Regions from separate parts of the Homo sapiens genome. Here region 2 is linked to region 1. Evidence: read pairs that join two places in POLR2A ChIA-PET (ENCODE). Cell type or tissue: K562. All regions are shown on one strand.

What was found. Peaks named below come from ENCODE experiments on the same cell type or tissue, not always from the same donor. Only the 100,000 strongest peaks of a DNase experiment are listed, where the experiment ranks them.
Region 2: POLR2A ChIA-PET joins it to region 1 with 6 read pairs; 2 of 35 experiments call an interaction of 5 or more read pairs at or near these places.

What each region holds. Positions count from the first base shown.
Region 1 is chr7:106,567,159-106,572,158 of GRCh38, forward strand. It overlaps CTB-30L5.1 (a long non-coding RNA gene), which reads right to left. Exons shown (of 4, transcript NR_187788.1): 4 at 2,753-3,986. Among named protein-coding and RNA genes, the nearest start is that of CTB-30L5.1, 29 kb to the right of the region's middle. RefSeq lists enhancers at 1-100, 101-1,066, 1,067-2,032. In K562, CTCF peaks have their summits at 2,050 (motif pointing left) and 3,619; DNase peaks (open chromatin) are centred at 2,003, 2,555 and 4,017.
Region 2 is chr7:106,677,549-106,682,548 of GRCh38, forward strand. No RefSeq gene overlaps it. Among named protein-coding and RNA genes, the nearest start is that of CCDC71L, 19 kb to the left of the region's middle. In K562, no CTCF peak of the experiment used is centred here; DNase peaks (open chromatin) are centred at 1,813 and 2,103.

The sequences.
Region 1 (5,000 bases):
CAATGCTGCAGCAAACCTCTGTGTTCGTATGTCCTTAACACTACCCTTTTATTTCTACTGGGCTACACTCCAAAGAGTGCAATTGCTGGAACGAGGGGTACGTGTCCTTTTAATTTTAATAGATATTGTCAAATGTATTTCCCAAAAGATTTTAGCACATCACAGTTCACCAGCAGAGTATCAGAGTACATTCCTGTCAGGACTCTGAGCCCAAGCTAAGCCGTCATATCCCCGGTGACCTGCACATATACATCCAGATGGCCTGAAGCAACTGAAGATCCACAAAAGATAACATTCCACCATTGTGATCTGTTCCTGCCCCACCCTAACTGATCAATTGACTTTGTGACAATACACCCTCCCCGCCCTTGCGATAACGTACTTTGTGATATTCCGCCGCCCTCGAGAATGTACTTTGTAATATTCTCCCCCACCCTTAAGAAGGTACTTTGTAATATTCTTCCCATCCTTGAGAATGTACTTTGTAAGATCCACCCCCTGCCCACAAAAATTGCTCCTAACTCCACCGCCTATCCCAAACCTATAAGAACTAATGATAATCCCACCACCCTTTGCTGACTCCTTTTTCAGACTCAGCCCGCCTGCACCCAGGTGAAAAAAACAGCCTTGTTGCTCACACAAAGCCTGTTTGATGGACTCTCTTCACACGGACGCATGTCACAATTCCTATCTCCAACACTAGCATATGATATTATAGCTCTTTTCTCCAGTCTAAGTGTAAAATGGTGTTCTATTGTTAACTTCCATTTGCTTTTTTCTGACCACTAGTGAATATGAGCATGTGGGCTAGCCGTTTCAATGTCTGTGAAGTGTTTATCCTTTGTGCATCTTTATCTCATCATTTTGCCCTTTTCTCATCAAATTTAAGAGCTTTTATCATAGGCATAAACTGTCACTTGCATTACAAATGTACTTTTCTTATTTTGTATTAACCTGTTGACTTTATAATTTTAAAAGTCTTTCCTTTCCTTCTTTTATAGCTTCTAGTCACAGTTTAAAAGGTCTCTCCCACCCCTAGAATATACACATAGCCTGCCAGATTTTTAAACAATACCTTGTTATATTTTTTACATTTAAAATTTTAATCTGAAATGGATTTTTCCATGCGGCATAAGGAGTCCATATTTATTTTCTTCCAAATGGAGAGCCAGTTGGGCCAGTGCCATCTATCATACATCTTTTCCCCATTGTTTTATATTAAAGTCTCATTTATACTGGGATTTGTATCTGGCTATTTCTAGCAGCCACTGTAAAGAGGAAACACAAATGCCTGGAAGGGTAACCAACATTTTAGCCATTGTAATTTTGAGGTGTTGAGAATTTAGGTAATTATTCTTCATTGCTTTGCTGTATGGTTTTTTTCCATAATAAACATGCATTATTGGTGTTACAAAAATAAATGGATGGTGGGGGGCAGGGGGAGGACCAGTAAACACAATTAGTTTCATCATTCATAGTGTCTGTCCCGGGACAAATACAAGCCAGCAACTACCAGCAGCAGCATTGCTATTCCTGGAATGGAGACCTGAGAAGATTTTACCCTCAGGGAGAAATGTAATAGGGTTGTTCCCAGAGACACTGGAAAATCTCTTTAAATGCCAGCTTGCCGGAGGTGGGGACTGATTAAGTTTTGGGAAGTCATTTCATTCAGTAAGCTCATTGTGAAATAAGCATGAGGTGGTGATTTAATGTGTGATTGGCAGGCATTGCATATTCAAGCACAAGGAGTTTAATTGATTGGAAGAGCAGGTTGCCCTGAGCTGATGCAATAAATACTAAGGTTGAGTGTGCTGTTTGAAACTAGTGAAGTGATGCAATCATCTCCCATGTTCAGCAGCAGCCTAATTGCTGGCAAGAATTTAAATGCTTAAAACGGTACTTGGATGATTACAGAGCACATTCAAATTATGTAAAAGTGACCAGATCCCATAGCTCCAGGGCACAGCATCTGTCCTTAAGTGATAAGGGTCAGTTAAAGCTCTAAAACTGTAAACAGTGCATTGGCCCCATTGAAGCCCCTGGAGGAAATTTGCAGAGTCACAGCCATCTGCTGCCTAAAATAACAAGTAGCAGGGTCCCTTCCCAGCGCAAAATGGCCACCTAGCAGCACAGCCCAAGGTGACCTGCACAGGCTCCCAGCCTTTTCCACCTTGCACATTACCTTAGGGAAGGTCAAAGTATGAGTATTAGCCAAAACCTTCTACAGTCCCCTTGAAGGCCTGGGATTTGCAGGAACTAGTGTCTGCTGCAAATAAAAGTACATACTGGGATTCCAGTTCATGCCGGAGGAACCCTAAAACAGTAGTGAATGGTTTCCCCAAGCCTGCTTATGTTAGATATGAGTTCTAAATTTCAAAGAATATGTCAGTATGTTCAATTATTTGTCTTCTACTTTTAAACTTCCTCATAAAGCAACCTTTTCCGATTACATTCTCCACCCTGACTCATTCTGATTACCTGCTCTGTCATAACCATTTTTCCCGCCAAACCACTCACCCCCGCCACTCTCTTTAAGTTAGCCAATCGGAATTAGTTTAGCCTGTGCTGTCTAACCCTAGCCAATAGAGGAACGACACAGCAGAGGGGCCACGTGCCCATCAGGGACAAGAACCCCTTCCTTTCCCTTGTCCAAGTGTGCGCTCATCATTGCTCCATCTGTAAGGGCACACTCTTCTGTAGAAGTAACTTGCCTTGCTGAGAATTAAAAATAAAATTTTATATTCGCGTGCTATTTCTTTTGCGGCACCAAAACTTTATAACAATTAGAGTAAGTACAACATCACATTTCTTGGCACAGCTTTCTACTCCCCCCACCCCCCACCCAAGTGTGCAAATAGCAGAATGCCAAAGCTGGGCTCAGTAAGTCAGTGGGGAGCCAGAACTGAGTGGCCCATGTAGGCTGCTCGCTGAGGGTCTACAAACCCAAAGATAAATTTTAAAGTATCAGGATTACATCTCTTTCAGGTAATTCTCCTTAAAACAGAATTCTTCATAACTGAGTCTATAAACACTGTTGGCCCTCAGTGAGTTTGAGATGATATTCTATGATGCTGATGAAATACAAAACTATATTTCCACAGTCGGTTGATGCCCTCCTTATGACAGCCAGAGAGCCTCATGATGTCTCAGTGGAAGGCTACTCCACCTTCATCTACAGGTGGTCTGAGGGAGGAGGATCAGGGTCAGGGCCAAGAAATTTTGGGTGGGGAAGGGCAAGCAGGGACCCAGCAGTTTTTATCTTCTCCATTTCAACAGATCTTGAGGCTCTAGAGTTTTACTTGATCAGAGTCATAATCCCAGTCTTGAGCATTTTAAAGCAGGTGTTCCCACGTATCCACCTTGACCAATAAATAAAAATCTCCTATATGTCTTTTAACATAGAGAAATACATTAGAATTTCCTGGCCTGGAATACCTTCCAAGACAAACTGGTCAGGAGATAAAATGCCTAAATATTGGGGGCGTCTTCCAAAAATTCTAATTTTGGTTTTGGAATTATGTATATTGAACCCATTATTTAGCTAAGAAATGAATGACAGGATGAAAAGGGTGTTTCCCCTTCCAGGTGGCCAACAATTTTTGATTCCAAATATTTAATTAGGCTGGCTGAGTTTTTTCACTTGTGATTGGTTTTTTGCTTCTGTTTCCCCTTTCCTGGTTTTTGGCTGCAGAACAGTCCTTACAAGACTCAGCACTTGAAACTTGAGTCCCAGATGTGCCAGACTAAAATGCAGAAAAAAAACCCGATCTTTAAATTATTAGCAACACCCTTGATAGCAGATGAGAAATTTCCTCTTCAAAGACACAGGAAGTGGACTTGTATACAGTTCAAATGCAGCAGCAGGGCATTGAGAGAGTTTGAAAACCTCCAGGTCCTGAATGAACACAGCCTGTCCTCCAGGGTCAGGAACTCAGTGTCTTCCAAGGCCGACCTTCCAACTTGGTTGAACTCTATTTCCTGATGTGCTGAGATAACGCAATAAAGTTGCAAGTAGCCCTCCTCCCCCCGCCCCACACTCCCCCCCACACACACTCTTGCCTGTCCTCTCCCCAGTCCTACCTGTCAGGACAGTTCTCAGGTTTCCTATAAGAGAAACAGGTGGGAAGGCGGAGGAGAGGGATGCTTTGGTTGGGGAGAATGGTGCTGAGGGCAGCCCTGGCATGGGAATGACAGAGGGTAGGAAGTTGCTGAAGACTTCTGCATAGCCCTCGTGTGGAACAAGAAAACCAAGGGCTTTATTTATTCTGACCTGTCTTGGTGGCATAGACAGCGTCTGAGTGGACATCTGCTCTGTTCACCTGTCCATCCCTCATTCCCCCTTCTTCAGCTAAGCAGCTGGAGTTTTTATTTTGGGGAACCACCTCATTCTCAGACTATGAGCTTTAGGCAGGGGGCTCCTTCCCCTACACCCCCCTGCCCATGTTCAGGGTGACATGGAACTCAGGCTGAGCCAATCAGCATCATTCTCCTGGGTCACAGAGTTTTATTGGAAGGCGATCCCTGGAGGGTGCTACCTTAGTGAATGGGTGACCTGTAGGAGTGTGAATTGGAGCCACCGAGCTTGCATCCCCAATGCCTGTCCTCTAAGAGCCCACCATGGGGAAAGACAGCAGTGGATGCAGAGGCCAGGAATGGAGATGGACTTCTACAACCATGATGTGAACCCAGGAGTGACTGAAGTCACTCTAGCCCTGGCTTCTGAGGTTGTGTTATAAATTCTCCCTTTATTTTTTCTAATCTGTCCTAAGGTTCCGTTCCTTGTAACCAAACATTTCCTGATTCATCTAGTGGTCTTTTGACCACATTGCTTTGGGAGCTGAGCTGTTTGAGTGTGAAACATACCTGCATGAAGCTTCCTCTCATTGGAACTGACAGTAAGTCTCTTCCCTTAGACAGGTGACTTCTGTCAGCTTCCCTAACTTCCTCCTCTTCAGGTTAACACTCCCAGTTCCTTGTAATACTTTTCACAGGAGTTTCTC
Region 2 (5,000 bases), 110 kb after region 1:
ACACCAAAAGCAATGGCAACAAAAGCCAAAATTGACAAATGGGATCTAATTAAACTAAAGAGCTTCTGCATGGCACAAGAAACTACCATCAGAGTGAACAGGCAACCTACAGAATGGGAGAAAATTTTTGCAACCTACCCATCTGACAAAGGGCTAATATCCAGAAACTACAAAGAAGTTAAACAAATTTACAAGAAAAAATCAAACAACCCCATCAAAAAGTGGGCAAAGGATATGAACGGACACTTCTCAAAGAAGACATTTATGTAGGCAATAGACATATGGAAAAATGCTCATCATCACTGGTCATCACAGAAATGCAAATCAAAACCACAATGAGATACCGTCTCACACCAGTTAGAATGGCAATCATTAAAAAGTCAGGAAACAACAGGTGCTGGAAAGGATGTGGAGAAATAGGAACACTTTTACACTGGTGGTGGGAGTGTAAACTAGTTCAACCATTATGGAAGACAGCGTGGCAATTCCTCAGGGATCTAGAACTAGAAATACCATTTGACCTAGCGATCCCATTACTGGGTATATACCCAAAGGATTATAAATCATGCTACTATAAAGACACATGCACACGTATGTTTATTGGGGCACTATTCACAATAGCAAAGACTTGGAACCAACCCAAATGTCCATCAATGATAGAGTGGATTAAGAAAATGTGGCACATATACACCATGGAATACTATGCAACCATAAAAACGGATGAGTTCATGTCCTTTGCAGGAACATGGATGAAGCTGGAAACCATCATTCTCAGCAAACTATCACAAAGAAAACCAAACACTGCATGTTCTCACTCATAGGTGGGAATTGAACAATGAGGACACTTGGACACAGGGCAGGGAACATCACACACTGGGGCCTGTTGGTGCGGTGGGGGTCGGGGGGAGGGATAGCATTAGGAGAAATACCTAATGTAAATGTCAAGTTGATGGGTGCAGCACACCAACATGGCATATGTATACCTATGTAACAAATCCACACGTTGTGCACGTGTACCCTAGAACTTAAAGTATATATATATATAAAAAGACCAGCACTCTTTTCAGCCCTGTTTCTCCTTGCTCATAGTAAAAGCATTCTACAATTGTTTTGAAACAAGTATTTTAATGTTGAACATTACAGAATCTTGTTTGGCTGTCTATAAAACTTCACCCTTTCCATGTTTATCTTCTTCTAATTTAAGTCCTGATTGACATGAACAAACTAGATTATCTATTAAGATATCATCAAGCTCTTAAATTCTTTGAACAAAAGAGGTATAAAATAAATATTTTTAAAAGATGAGAAGACATAGAAAGTAAAGCTTAGTGGTTCTCAACCAGCTGGGAAACCAAGCCTATGGAGCTGATGTAGTGGCCCAGGGTCTGTGACCAGGGGTCCCTCATAGACGTGTCCAGTGGGGGATGTGGCAGCCCAAGTGAACACAAAACACCTCCCAGCTGGGGCAAGGGCTCCCACAGCACTGGCGTCCTTCAGGCAGCAGCTACCACATCCCGGCCTGGGCACACAATTTGTAGGGAATTCTCAGGGAATTACATTTGGTATGATTGGGGAAAAGAAAGAAAGAGGGAAGTTAGTTTAGATCCCAGTTTGTGGTCCTCCGTAAGAGCTACCAAACAACCTTAGGTATAAGCTCAGGTTTATGCTGGGTCAGGCATTGAGTATATGCCTGTTAGTCAATGGTGAACTTCTCCTACCAAAAAAGAAAAAGCAGTTACTCCTCTCAAACCCTACCCCATACAAGAACTTGCTCCTACTTAGCCAAACTTACTTCCTCTTTTAGAGGAGCTTTTTACTGGCCATAGACAAAGAGAGAGGGCCACAGTAGACTTTGTTAAGAGGCTTATCTTTACTATCTCACCATTACAATCAACATTTTCTCCAACTCCAATCAACATCTGAGGGGTATGACACACTACCTGTTCTTTCCTGTTTTGGACTTGAGAATGAGAGATCACGATCAGCAACGTTGTTAAACCTCAAATCAACCCTGAGACTGTCCAGCTCAGACATCTAGTTAATGAATCAGTAAATGTCCTCATATGTCCTGATGTCAGCTGTTACTTACAGCTCTACTCATACTGATACAGACCACCAGGAGATTGTGACACGCACTTCACCCCTTCAAGGATGTGCCTGACCCTACCGTGACCCCACTGACTGCCAGTGTTAGAGATTTCCCAGAACTGTTTTAGATTTCAAAATATGTGGAAATTACTTTCTTGAGAAATTCTTCCACATTCAGGTGAAACATAATAAATAATCATTGCCTCAAGCAATAAATACATGAATAATATGGAAAATATGTTGGAGAAGGAAAGACCAAAGAGACCAAAGGGTTCTGTCACTTACACGATATTTTGATGTAACTTACTTAACTCTTATTTTCAAAGATTTGTATCTAGATTTACTGGAATTATTTTCCCCAAATTGTGCCCAGGAATACATTTCTACTGTCTCATCAGCCATCTCCCACTCTTTGTCGAGTAACTAAGCTGTATTTTAACGAATCTTTTCTTTTCTATATAAATGAAAAGGATCAAGGATCCTCTCCCAAATCATTTTCCCAGCTTTTTTTGCATTTTCCTCTCATAAAGATTTTTCAAAATAATCAGATAGCACAATATATTTTATATGGTAGTAAATTTTAATATAAAATGCATTTCTTATGAAGACAACATTATAGTAACATTAATAAAAATTAAAACAAAAATACACTTGGAGTATCAATATTCAAATACCTATTTTTATATTTCTTTACTTCTTTTCTTGCTTTTGTCAATTTTATATTGTCATATAGTTTTTTCACTTATATAATCGATGCTTTTAATTCTGGCTGTTCATCATAATATCATATTTTTCCTATCAGCCTGCTCAAATACAATATTTGTGAGACATTGAGGATATTAGGACATTGTTTTCAGCTTTTATAGATTATAAATAATTTATTCATATAAATATGGATTATAATAATGTGCCTTTTGAACTTTTATTTTTCTTCTTTTCACTATGTCTCTAAGATAGATTCCCTGGGTTGAGAAGTAAGAAGAAATTTGAAACTTCTCAATACATATTGCCATGTTGATTTTTAAGCAGATTACACTGAGTTACAATACTTCCAGCAATATATGTCTCACCCCAACCTTTCCAGCTCTAGGTGTTTTATATATTTTAAGCATTTTTTCCTGTCGTTATTAATTATTAGTTTAGTTGCATTTATTCTATTATTAGTGAGAGTAAGCATTTGATTTTATATATCTTGACCTACACTTATTTGCATTACCTTTTCATGATCTCTTACCCCTCCTATGGTTTCTACTATTTTTTGACATTTTAATCAGTAATTTGGATGACAGTTGACAGGCTTATTGGTTTATTTATTTAGAGACATGGTCTCTCTCTGTTACCCAGGCTGGAGTGCAGCAGCATGATCATGGCTCACTGCAGCCTTGACCTCCCAGGCTCAAGCAATCCTCCCATTTCAGCCTCCCCAGTAGCTGGTGTGTGCCATCACACCCACCTAATTTTTATATGTTTTGTAAAGACAGGGTTTCATCATATTGCCCAAGCTGCTTTTGAACTCCTGGGCACAAGCGATACACCTGCTTTGACCTCCCAACACGTTGGGATTACAGGCATGAGCCACCATGCCCGTTAGGTTTATCAGATTTAGAGTTCCCATGGAGCGATAAGGGAGAGCTAATATCTCCTTCTAAACTACCTGAAATAATGAACCAATTCTACAAAATGTAATTTCACAGAAACAAGTATAAAATCTATAAGTAGGGTCCAGAAACAACTGTGGAAGTGTACCATAAAAGAACTATATCTTAGAAGCTGGGTGTGATGGCGTGCTCTCATAGTCTCAGCTTTTCAGGAGGCTGAGAAGGATCACTTAAGCCCATGAGTTCTAGGTTACAGTGAGCTGTGATCACACCACTGCACTCCAGCCTGGGCAACAAAGTGAGACTCTGTCTCTTAAAAAAAGAAAACAACAATAACAACAGAAACAAAAGCAAAAACAAAAACAAAAAAACCCTACTAACTGGATGGAAAATTACCTAAAGAAAAAAAAAGTAAAACAAACAAACAAAACCAACTACTTTATGGCAAAAACCACAATTACTTTTGCACCAACCTAAAACTATAAGATCTATATCTTAATAGCAGTGATGTTTAAAGGATAAAGGGACCTTCCATTTTGCAAGTGTTCACTGCTCAAAAACTATTGTGATTCTACAGCTACCTTACTAATAATAGATCTGTTCTGCAACCTTTTGACCATTCCTGGAGTACTGTGTATAGTTTTGGGACACTGGAGCCTATTCCCAAGGGAACAACCAGGAAAATAAAGTGACTCAACAGTAGGGCATGGAAAGAATGGATAGATGTCTGGGGATATTTTGCCTGGAGAATACAAGTCTCGTGTGGGATGTTATTAATGACCTGTAAGCACTTTAATCTTTGCTTTTTCTCTGAGGTTCTAAGCAGAGCAGCACCTAGCCATGGAGCCATTGTGTGATAAGAAAAAAGCATCTCCATTGGGCAGACGAGTTGAGAAAGGTTCCCTCTTCTCTGGGCAGGCAGAGTGTCACACTTTGGAGCAAAGCATAGCAAGGGAAGTGTGGCTGCATTTCTGTCCCCATTTATCCCCTTGGTTACTCACTTTGAGGCACAAATGGTTCAACTGTATGCAGTGGCCCTAGCTCTAAAATGGATCAATAAACTATGGCCAAAGACCAAATCCAGCCTACCACTTGTTTTATAGATAAAATCTTGTTGCAGTGCAGTCACACTCATCCGCACTGTCTAGTTTGCTTTCCTGCTACAATGGCAGAGTTGAATAGCGGCTATATGGCCCACAAAGCCTAAAATATTTACTGCGTACCCCTTCACAGAAAAAGTTTGCCAACCTCTGTTCTATAACGGCTTTAGTAATCTACTGACAAACATCAGGATTTGGAGTGCCACTTAGGGTT